Regions from separate parts of the Homo sapiens genome. Here region 1 is linked to region 2. Evidence: read pairs that join two places in POLR2A ChIA-PET (ENCODE). Cell type or tissue: Panc1. All regions are shown on one strand.

The links. Peaks named below come from ENCODE experiments on the same cell type or tissue, not always from the same donor. Only the 100,000 strongest peaks of a DNase experiment are listed, where the experiment ranks them.
Region 1: POLR2A ChIA-PET joins it to region 2 with 11 read pairs; 2 of 35 experiments call an interaction of 5 or more read pairs at or near these places.

What each region holds. Positions count from the first base shown.
Region 1 is chr19:14,458,246-14,463,245 of GRCh38, reverse strand. PKN1 (protein kinase N1) reads right to left here. Exons shown (of 22, transcript NM_002741.5): 9 at 4,871-5,000. Among named protein-coding and RNA genes, the nearest start is that of PTGER1, 15 kb to the left of the region's middle. In Panc1, no CTCF peak of the experiment used is centred here; no DNase peak of the experiment used is centred here.
Region 2 is chr19:13,729,229-13,734,228 of GRCh38, reverse strand. It overlaps a transcript of YJU2B not described here. Among named protein-coding and RNA genes, the nearest start is that of YJU2B, 16 kb to the left of the region's middle. RefSeq lists an enhancer at 2,365-2,414. In Panc1, no CTCF peak of the experiment used is centred here; a DNase peak (open chromatin) is centred at 2,708; H3K4me3 peaks cover 1,826 bases; H3K27ac peaks cover 2,129 bases.

The DNA of each region.
Region 1 (5,000 bases), 730 kb before region 2:
CGCATGCTCTCTCTCTCTCTCTATATATATATATATATACACACACACATATATATATATACACACATATATATATGCACATATGAGTAGTCCGATCTCGGCTCACTGCAGCCTCCACCTCCCGGGCTCAAGAGATCCTCCCACCTCAGCCTCCTGAGTAGCTGGGACTACAGGCACGCACCCCCATGCCTGGCAAATTGTTGTATTTTTGTAGAGACGGAGTTTCACCATGTTGGCCAGGCTGGTCCTGAACTCCTGGGCTCAAGCGATCTGCCCACTTTGGCCTCCCAAAGTGCTGGGATTACAGGCGCGAGCCACCGTGCCCGGCCCTAAAGCACTCAGTATTTCAACAAGCCCCCAGGCAATGCTGGTGCCCACCCATCTATGGAAGCCACCTGTCAAGTTGAATTCTCCCAACTCCAATACAACTTCTAGAAGGTGCTGAAGTCACAGAACTGCAGTGTCTGGTATGGTTGTCACATGTGGCGATTTAAATTAGTGAAAATGTCAGCGAAATTAAAACTTTGGTTCCCTGGTCACACTGGTCACACTTCAGATAGAGAACATTTCCATCTACAACAGAACTCAGCTACTGTGGGTGCATCGACAACAGAGCTGCAGAAAGTTCCTTTTTTCTTTGAGACTCTGTTGCCCAGGCTGGAGTGCAGTGGCGCAATCTGGGCTCACCACAACCTCCACCTCCCAGGCTCTAGAGATTCTCCTGCCTCAGTCTCCCGAGCAGCTGGGATTACAGGCACCCACCACCAAGCCCGGCTAATTTCTTTTTTTTTTTTTTTGAGACACAGTCTCACTCTGTTGCCCAGGCTGGAGTACAGTGGTGCGATCTTGGCTCACTACAACCTCCGCCTCCCAGGTTCAAGTGATTCTCCTGCCTCAGCCTCCCAAGTAACTGGGATTACAGGCGTGCGCCACCACACCTGGCTGATTTTTGTATTTTTAGTAGAGACTAGGTTTTTCCACGTTGGCCAGGCTGGTCTTGAACTCCTGACCTCAGGTGATCTGCCTGCCTACCCTCCCAAAGTGCTGGGATGACAGGCGTGAGCCACCGCACCCAGCCGAATTTTTGTATTTTTAGTAAAGACAGGGTTTCACCATGTTGGCCAGGCTGGTCTCAAACTCCTGACCTCAAATGATCCATCCGCCTCAGCCTCCCGAAGTATTGGGATTACAGGCGTGAGCCACAGCGCCCGGCCAGAGCTGCAGAAAAGTTCTATGGAAGAATGCTTCTGTATAGGCATAAAAACAAAATAGAATGCCACAGAGAGACCTTGAAGGCAAGGAGAAACGCTTTAGAATGTGTCCCCCAGGCCACCCACCATCACTTTCCATTTGGTTTGGGCTGTGTTCTGAATGGGAGAACAATTTTAAACCTCTGCCATCTGGAGTCAGCTCTTCTCCACGCCCCTTTCTTTCTTTCTTTTTTTTTTTTTTGAGACAGAGTTTCGCTGTTGTTGCCCAGGCTGGAGTGCAATGATGCGATCTCGGCTCACTGCAACCTTCATCTCCCAGGTTCAACTGATTCTCCTGCCTCAGCCTCCCGCGTAGCTGGGATTACAGGCGCCTGCTACCACACCCGGCTAATTTTTCTATTTTCAGTAGAGACGGGGTTTCACCATGTTGACCAGGCTAGTCTCGAACTCCTGACTTAGTGATCTGCCCGCCTCAGCCTCCCAAAGTGCTGGGATTACAGGTGTGAGCCACTGTGCCTGGCCCCGCCCCTTTCTTTCACTGGTGCTTGATGGTCAGACCAGGGGAGAACCTCTGCTTAGGGATATGGATATAGAGAGATGGATAAATAGACACAGAAAGAGACAGATATAGACGCAGGTAGATAGAGAGGGGCATGGACGGAAGGGTAGTTACAGATAGAGAAAGAGAGAGGGACTGATAGAGAAAGGGATTCATAGAAAGAGAAGGATGCATGGATAGATGGATGGATAGATAGATACAGCTATCGAGAGAAAAAGAGAGAGAGACACAGATAGATACAGAGAGGGATAGATAGAGACAGAGACAGGAATGGGTGGATATAAATAGAGATAGAGGAATATACAGAGATGGATGGATGGAGGGATGAGCATAGATAAGATAAATGGATGGATGGATAAGATGATAGATAGATAATATAGATGGATAGATAATATAGACAGATGGGTAGACGGAAAGATAGATTAGTTGATAGATAATATAGATGGATGGATAGATAGATATAGCTATATAGAGAAAAACAGAGGCACAGATAGATATAGAGAGGGATAGATAGAGATAGAGAGAGGAATGGGTAGATATATATACAGAGAAATATACAGGGATGGATAGATGGATGGATGATGCATACATAAGATTGATGGATAAGATGACTGACAGATAATAGAGACGGATGCATGGAAAAATAGATTGGTTGATAGATAATATATAGATAGAGATAGATAAATGGATAGATGGATTAGATAAATAGATGATATAGATACCTAATATAGATGGATACATAGATAAGACAGATAATATAGGTGTATCTATCAATGGATAGAGGATGCATTGATAAGATGGCTGGGCCGGGCGCGGTGGCTCACGCCGGTAATCCCAGCACTTTGGGAGGCCAAGGCGGGCAGATCACGAGGTCAGGAGATGGAGACCATCCTGGCTAACACGGTGGGTGAAACCCCGTCTCTACTAAAAATACAAAAAATTATCCGGGCGTGGTAGCGGGTGCCTGTAGTCCCAGCTACTCGGGAGGCTGAGGCAGGAGAATGGCATGAACCCGGGAAGCAGAGGTTGCAGTGAGCCAAGATCGCACCACTGCACTCCAGCCTGGGAGACAGCGAGACTCCATCTCAAAAAAAAAAAAAAAAAAAAAAGATGGATGGATGAATGCATAGACAGACAAAATGGATGGATGGACACGTAGGTGGGTAAATAATAGATAATATGTGTGTGTATACATATATAGGTAATCTATCATATATATATGTAAAATGGGGTACACATATAGGTTAGCGGAAGATTAAAAGAGTTTTTTAGGATAATTTGGCTAAATGAGGGGTCAAGTGCCCCTTCTCTGTGCCCCAGTTTCCTCCTCTGTCAAATTTGAGTAATAACAGTCCCTCTTTTGTTGGTTGGTTGTGAGAATTAATGAGTTCACGTCGCCAAAGTACTCGCTACAGAGCCTGGCTTATACTATGAGAACTCAGCTAGAAATGTCATTTAGACCAGGGGTTCCCGGCCAGGGAGCACTTGACAGTGTCTGGAGACCTCTGGGCTGTCAAAACTCAGGGGGAGGTGGTGCTACTGACATCCTGTAAGCAGTGGGGAGAGGTGCTACATCCTCTAGTATGCAGGACAGCCCCACCACAGAGGATGATGTGGCCCCAGATGTCAACAGTGCCAAGGGTAGGCCACCTCAATTCAGACCTTCACCCTCACACAGCTGTGGAAGGAATCACTTTCTCTTGACTGTGGCTCTGGTAGCAATCACCACGATATGTTGCCAGGTTTTGTATCTCTTTCCTGGTTGGAAGAAATTTTATAATTTATTTCCTTTTTTCTTTAAACATTTCTAAATTTGGAAATCAGCTTCTTCTTCTTCTTTTTTTTTTTTTTTAAGTATCTTGCCTCAGAACAAAACCAATCCCAGCTAAGGTCCTATCACTGATGTGGCTAATTAGAAGTGCTTTTCTTCTTCTTCTTCTTCTTTTTTTTTTTTTTTTGAGACAAGAGTCTCACTCTGTTGCCCAGGCTGGAGTGCAATGGCGTGATCTCAGCTCACTGCAACCTCTGTCTCCTGGGTTCAAGCAATTCTCCTGCCTCAGCCTCCCAAGTAGCTGGGATTACAGGTACCCACTATCATGCCCAGCTAATTTTTGTATTTTTAATAGAGATGGGGTTTCACCATGTTGGCCAGGCTAGTCTGGAACTCCTGGCCTCAAGTGATCCACCTGCCTCAGCCTCCCAAAGTGCTGGGATTACAGGCGTGAGCCACCACACCTGGCCAAGGTGTACTTTTCTATCAAGGTTCAGAGACAGATCTAAAATGTATCTTCCCCTTCTAGAATACACGGGTCTAAAACATACCTGCCACTTCTGAAAGAGCCTGATCTAAAACTATCTTTCTGTATTAAGAGAAACCATATCTAAAACATATCTTATGCTTCTAAAAGAGCCTGATCTAAAATGTATCTTCCCCTTCTAGAACAAGCAGATCTTTTTTTTTTTTGTGAGACTCCTGGGCGACAGAGTCTCACTCTGTCGCCCAGGCTGGAGTGCAGTGGTGGGATCTCAGCTCACTGCAGCCTCCGCCTCCTGGGTTCAAGCGATTCTCCTGTCTCAGCCTCCCAAGTAGCTGGGACTAAAGGCATGTGCCACGACGCCCAGCTAATTTTGTACTTTTAGTTGAGACGCGGTTTTACCATGTTGCCCAGGCTGGTCTCCCTGACCTCAGGTGATCCTCCTGCCTCAGCCTTCCGAAGTGCTGGGATTACAGGCATGAGCCACCACGCCCAGCCTAGAACAGGCAGATCAAAAGCCTATCTTCCCTTTCTAGAAGAGCCTGATCTAAAACATATCTTTCCCTTCTAGAAAAAAGCAGACCTAAAACGTCTCTTCCCCTTCTGGAAGAGCCTGACCTAAAACGTATCTTCTCCTTCTAGAAAAGGCAGAGTTAAAACATATCTTCCGTTTCTAGAAGAGCTGGATCTAAAATCTATTTTCCTCTTCTAGAAAAGCCTGACTTAAAACTTATCTTCCCCTTCTGGAAGAGCCAGACCTAAAACATATTTTCCCCTTCTAGGAAACTGGGAATGGGGCAGTGAGGGAGAAGAAGCATTTTCTCAGGGTCAGGTGTGGGCTATACCTCAGCCACCAGGCAGCCCTGGGGTTCCATGTCCAGCTGCACCTCATGCCTCTCATTGTCCAAGAAATCCTCCAACTTCAGGAATTTGAGGGCACACAGGCCCCGCTGGTCCCGCCAGAACACAGCCAAC
Region 2 (5,000 bases):
AGACCAGGCGTGCTGGCTCACGCCTGTAATCTCAACAATTTGGGAAACTGAGGTGAGAGGGTCTCTTGAGGCCAAGAGTTTGAGACTAGCCTGGGCAACATAGTGAGACCCTGTCTCTACAAAAGATACAAAAATTAGCCAAGCAGGGTGGTGCATGCCTATAGTCCCAGCTACTAGGGAGGCTGAAGTGGGAGGATCCCTTGAGCTCAGGAGTTGGAGGCTACAGTGAGTCATGATTGCACCACTGTACTCCAGCCTGGGGGACAGAGTGAGATCCTGCCTCTCAAAATAAAATGAAACAAAAACAATAAAATAAAATAAAGAATTCAAATCTATTTAGTGAAAACTAACAGATTTCTCTCTTTTAATTCTTGGCTCATGGCCAGTGTTTCTCAATAGGAGCCATCTTCACCCCTTCAGGGGCAATGTCTGCAGACATTTTTGGTTGTGACAAATTGGGTTGGGAGGGAGTGTTCATGGCGTCTAATGTTCGTTTTTTGTTTTTTTGAGATGGAGTTTCACTCTCGTTGCCCAGGTTGGAGTGCAATGGCATGATCTCGGCTCACTACAACCTCCACCTTCTGGGTTCATGCGATTCTCCTGCTTCAGCCTCCCGAGTAGCTGGGATTAGAGGCATGTGCCACCACGCCCAGCTAATTTTGTATTTTTAGTAGAGACAGGGTTTCTCCATGTTGGTCAGACTGGTCTTGAACTCCTGACCTCAGGTGATCTACCCACCTCGGCCTCCCAAAGTGCTGGGATTACAGGCGTCAGCCACCGTGCCTGGCTATGGCGTCTAATGAGCAGAGGCTGGATATGCTGCTCAACTTCTCACAGTGCACAGGACAGCCTTTGCACTACAAAGAATGATCCGGCCCCGAATGCCAGTAGTGCCAAGGTTAACAAACTCAGAAATCAAAATAGCTCAGTTTGAACAGGAAGTTGGTGGGCCGTTTGACTAAGATGGAGATGCCAGGTGGGCTTAAGAATTTTCCAGCAAGGCCGGGCGTGGTGGCTCATGCCTGTAATCCCAGCACTTTGGGAGGCCGAGACAGGTGGATCACGAGGTCAGGAGATCGAGACTATCCTGGCTAACACCATGAAACCCCGTCTCTACTAAATATACAAAAAATTAGCCGGGTGAGGTGGCGGGCACCTGTAGTCCCAGCTACTCGGGAGGCTGAGGCAGGAGAATGGCGTGAACCTGGGAGGCAGAGCTTGCAGTGAGCCGAGATCGCGCCACTGCACTCCAGCCTGGGTGACAGAGCAAGACCCCGTCTCAAAAAAAAAAAAAAAATTTCAAAAGGTATGCATTTTTTATGCCGGGTGCAGTTGCTCATGCCTGTAATCCCAGCACTTTGGGAGGAAGAGGCAGGTGGATCACTTGAGGTCAGGAGTTTGAGACCAGTCTGGCCAACACGGTGAAACCCGGTCTCTACTAAAAATACAGAAATTAGCTGAGTGTGGTGGTGCATGCCTGTAGTCCCAGCTACTGGGAGGCTAAGGCAGGAGAGCTGCTTGGACCGGGAAGGCAGAGGTTGCAGTGAGCCGAGATCGTGCCACTGTACTCCAGCCTGGGCAACAGAGTGAGACTCTGTCGCAAAAAAAAAAAAAAAAAGAAAGAAAGTATGCACTTTTTTTTTTTTTTTAAGGAAACAAGGATCTCACTATGTTGCCCAGGAGGGATTGGCACTCCTGGGCTAAAGCGATCCTCCTGCCTCAGCCTTCCAAGTAGCTGAGACTACAGACTTGGGCCACCAGGCCTGTCAAGGTTAGCATCTTTGAGCTCCTAAGTCCAACACTATCGCCATCACTTTTATGGTCCGGATGGCGTTTGGGGCATTTTGGGCATTTTATTTCTTGCCTTCATTCCTTCTCCCCACCCTTAATATTTAAATATTATCCTACTCCCTCTGCTGAGATAGGTACAAGGCTCATCTCACCTCTGGATTCTCCAGTGAGGGTTACTCCAGGGTGGGCCTCTTCCCCTTCACGTCCTGCCAGGCAATCCCCTTGGGGCGAGTCATAACTTTTCTGGACCTCAGTTTCCTTCCCTGTAAAATAAGAACAATAATAATACTTCCTCGGGCTGTTGTCGGGGACTCTTCAGCCCACCACTCCCACCCCGAAGTCCTACCCAGCGCTCACCACAAAGCCTACCCTCTTCTGAGCTCTCTGAATCCTCAAAGCCTCCTCTGAGATAGAGGCTGTGAACGCCTTTCCTACAAATGGGGAAACTGAGGCTGGGAGACCCGAGAACTGGACCATGATCTCAAACCTTTGAGGGAGGGAGCTACCCTGGAAGGCGATGGTCTTCTCCAGAGCCCTCCCAAGGGCGCTCAGTACCACGTGGGCACCCAGAGAAGTTTTCTTATCCCTCTTGGCCCCCTCGGATCCTAACTCCCAGCTCGGCGAGGACCCTGGAAGCGGGTTCAGCCTTCGCTGGTTGAAGCCAGCTCCGAGGCGCATGCGCAAGTGAGCGCGCGCGGTGGCCTGTGGGAGGCTGGCTGCGAGTCCGAAGCTCAGCCCAGACGCCGGCGCTGTTGTCAGGGCGACCGGGGTGGGGCGGGGCCAGAACGTGGCCAAGCCTTTACTCGCTCTTCAATGGTCCCTTGTTTTCACGGGGCCAACCTTCTCTTAATTGTTCTTTGTTGTTAGTTCGTTCCCTTCCTCGATGGACAGAAGCTGACTTGTAGCGTGTGTCTACCAAAGGACAGGCAGAAGCAGGAGGATCTCGGCCATGATTAAGCGCCGGTGGAGACCCCTGACTCAATTCGGTTCATATACACGAGTCAATTTTTTTTTTTCTTTCCTCTTTTGCCTTTGAGTAATCTGTAATTTATTAGCGACATCTATAATTTATCTCACTTCTCCGGCCAGATCTTGCTTAGGCAAAACCGCAAACCTGAAGTTTGCAGAAATGACTCAGTGGTGACTAATTCCATTAGGAAAGCATTCTTCACAAAAGAGTTCACAGCAGGATTTCTTTAAATAGAAAACTTCCTCAGTGCACTGAAAACGATTCATTTTATATAAAACACATTTGGATACCGGATCCTCTTTTCTCTTCACTTTTTTTTTTGAGACTGAATCTTGCTCTGTCGCCTAGGCTGGAGTGCAGTGGTGCGATCTCGGCTCACTGCAACCTCTGCCTCCCGGGTTCAAGCAATTCTCCTGCTTCAGCCTCCCGAGTAGCTGGGACTTCAAGGGCCCGCCACCATGCCCGGCTAATTTTTGTACTTTTAGTAGAGACGGGGTTTCACCATATTGGCCAGGCTGTTCTGGGACTCCTGATCTTGTGATCTGCCCACCTCGGCTTCCCAAAGTGCTGGGATTACAGGCGTGAACCACCGCGTCCGGCCTATTGTTTTTGTAGTTGCATACAGACATAGTCAGGGCCACTGTGTACGATTGTGCAGGTTGTGCCCTGAACAAGTGTGCCTGGCCGAGGGCATGAGAATGGGGCTGAAGTCCGGCCTAGGCTGTGTTCTCCAAGTTGGAGGATAGGGCACCTTCTTCTAATTTGTCTTTTAGAGAGCATACTTCATTCTATTTGCATGAAGTTTCCGTGTGTGCCAGCTGTCTTCCTGCATACGATACTTTTAGTGTCAAAAATATAATCAGGCCTGGCGCGGTGGCTCACGCCTGTAATCCCAGCTCTCTGGGAGGCCGAGGCGGGTGGATCACCTGAGGTCAGGAGTTTGAGACCAGCCTGGCAAACATAGTGAACGCCCATCTCTACCAAAAATACAAAAATTAGCCCAGCATGGTAGTGGGCACCTGTAATCCCAGATACTCGGGAGGCTGAGGCTTGAGAATCACTTGAACCCAGGAGGCAGAGGTTGCAGTGAGCCGAGATCATGCCACTGCACTCCAGCTCAATGATAGGCCAAGACTGTCTAAAACAAAACAAAACAAAACAAATATATACACACACACACACACACACACACACACACACATACATACATACATATATAAAATCAGATACAGTTAGAAAAAAATTAAAAGTTCTTTGTCATACAGCAAGTCTTGATTCAGGAGATGTCAAATCAAGTGGTAAGAAGTTCTCTTACAGCAGTTAGGGCAAGTTTATAAGGCATAAAGGAGGAAGTATTTTGAGCTTTTTTGTGATTGGCTGTTTTACATTAACTTCTTTTTAAGGCAAATAGACCCGTTTAAGCTCATTTGTCTACAGCCGATTGGTTTAATTTCACTGAATCATGCTGACAAGGATGTAAAACTTACATTTTCATGTTTCATTTATGATTAGAGCTAGCATTTCAGGGGAATCAAGATGACAAACTTTGTGTGGTTATGGGTGGTTGGCCTTGGGTGGGGGGGATGAATCTAAACTATAGCCTTCATTTTAACGTTTTTTTGTTTGTTTGTTTGTTTGTTTGTTTGTTTGTTTTGAGACTGATCTCACTTTGTCTCCCAGGCTGTGGAGTGCAGTGGTGTGATCTCGGCTCGCTGCAACCTCCTCTTCCCAGGTTCAAGTGATTCTTGTACCTCAGCCTCCCGAGTAGCTGGGATTACAGGCGTGCGCCACTAAGCCTGGCCCACAATATGCTCTTAATTCCAGGAAGTGGCACAAAAATATACAGCCAAGGGGAAAAGTGTCTAAAGAGTTGAAATGTCCCATCTCATTGCTATTAGAAAAGCATGTTGAAACCATGCCTATCATTTATCCTCTTGTGAGCAAGAGACTTAATTTAATTTATTTTATTATTATTGTTATTATTATTTATTTATTTTTCTTTTTGAGATGGAGTCTCGCTCTGTCGCCCAGGCTGGAGTGCAGTGGCACGATCTCAGCTGACTGCAACCTCCGCCTTCCGGGTTCAAGCGATTCTTCTGCCTCAGCCTCCTGAGTAGCTGGGACTACAGGTGCATGCCACCATGCCCGGCTAATTTTTGTATTTTTAGCAGAGACGAGGTTTCACCATATTGGCCAGGCTGGTCTCGAACTCCTGACCTCATGGTCCACCTGCCTTGGC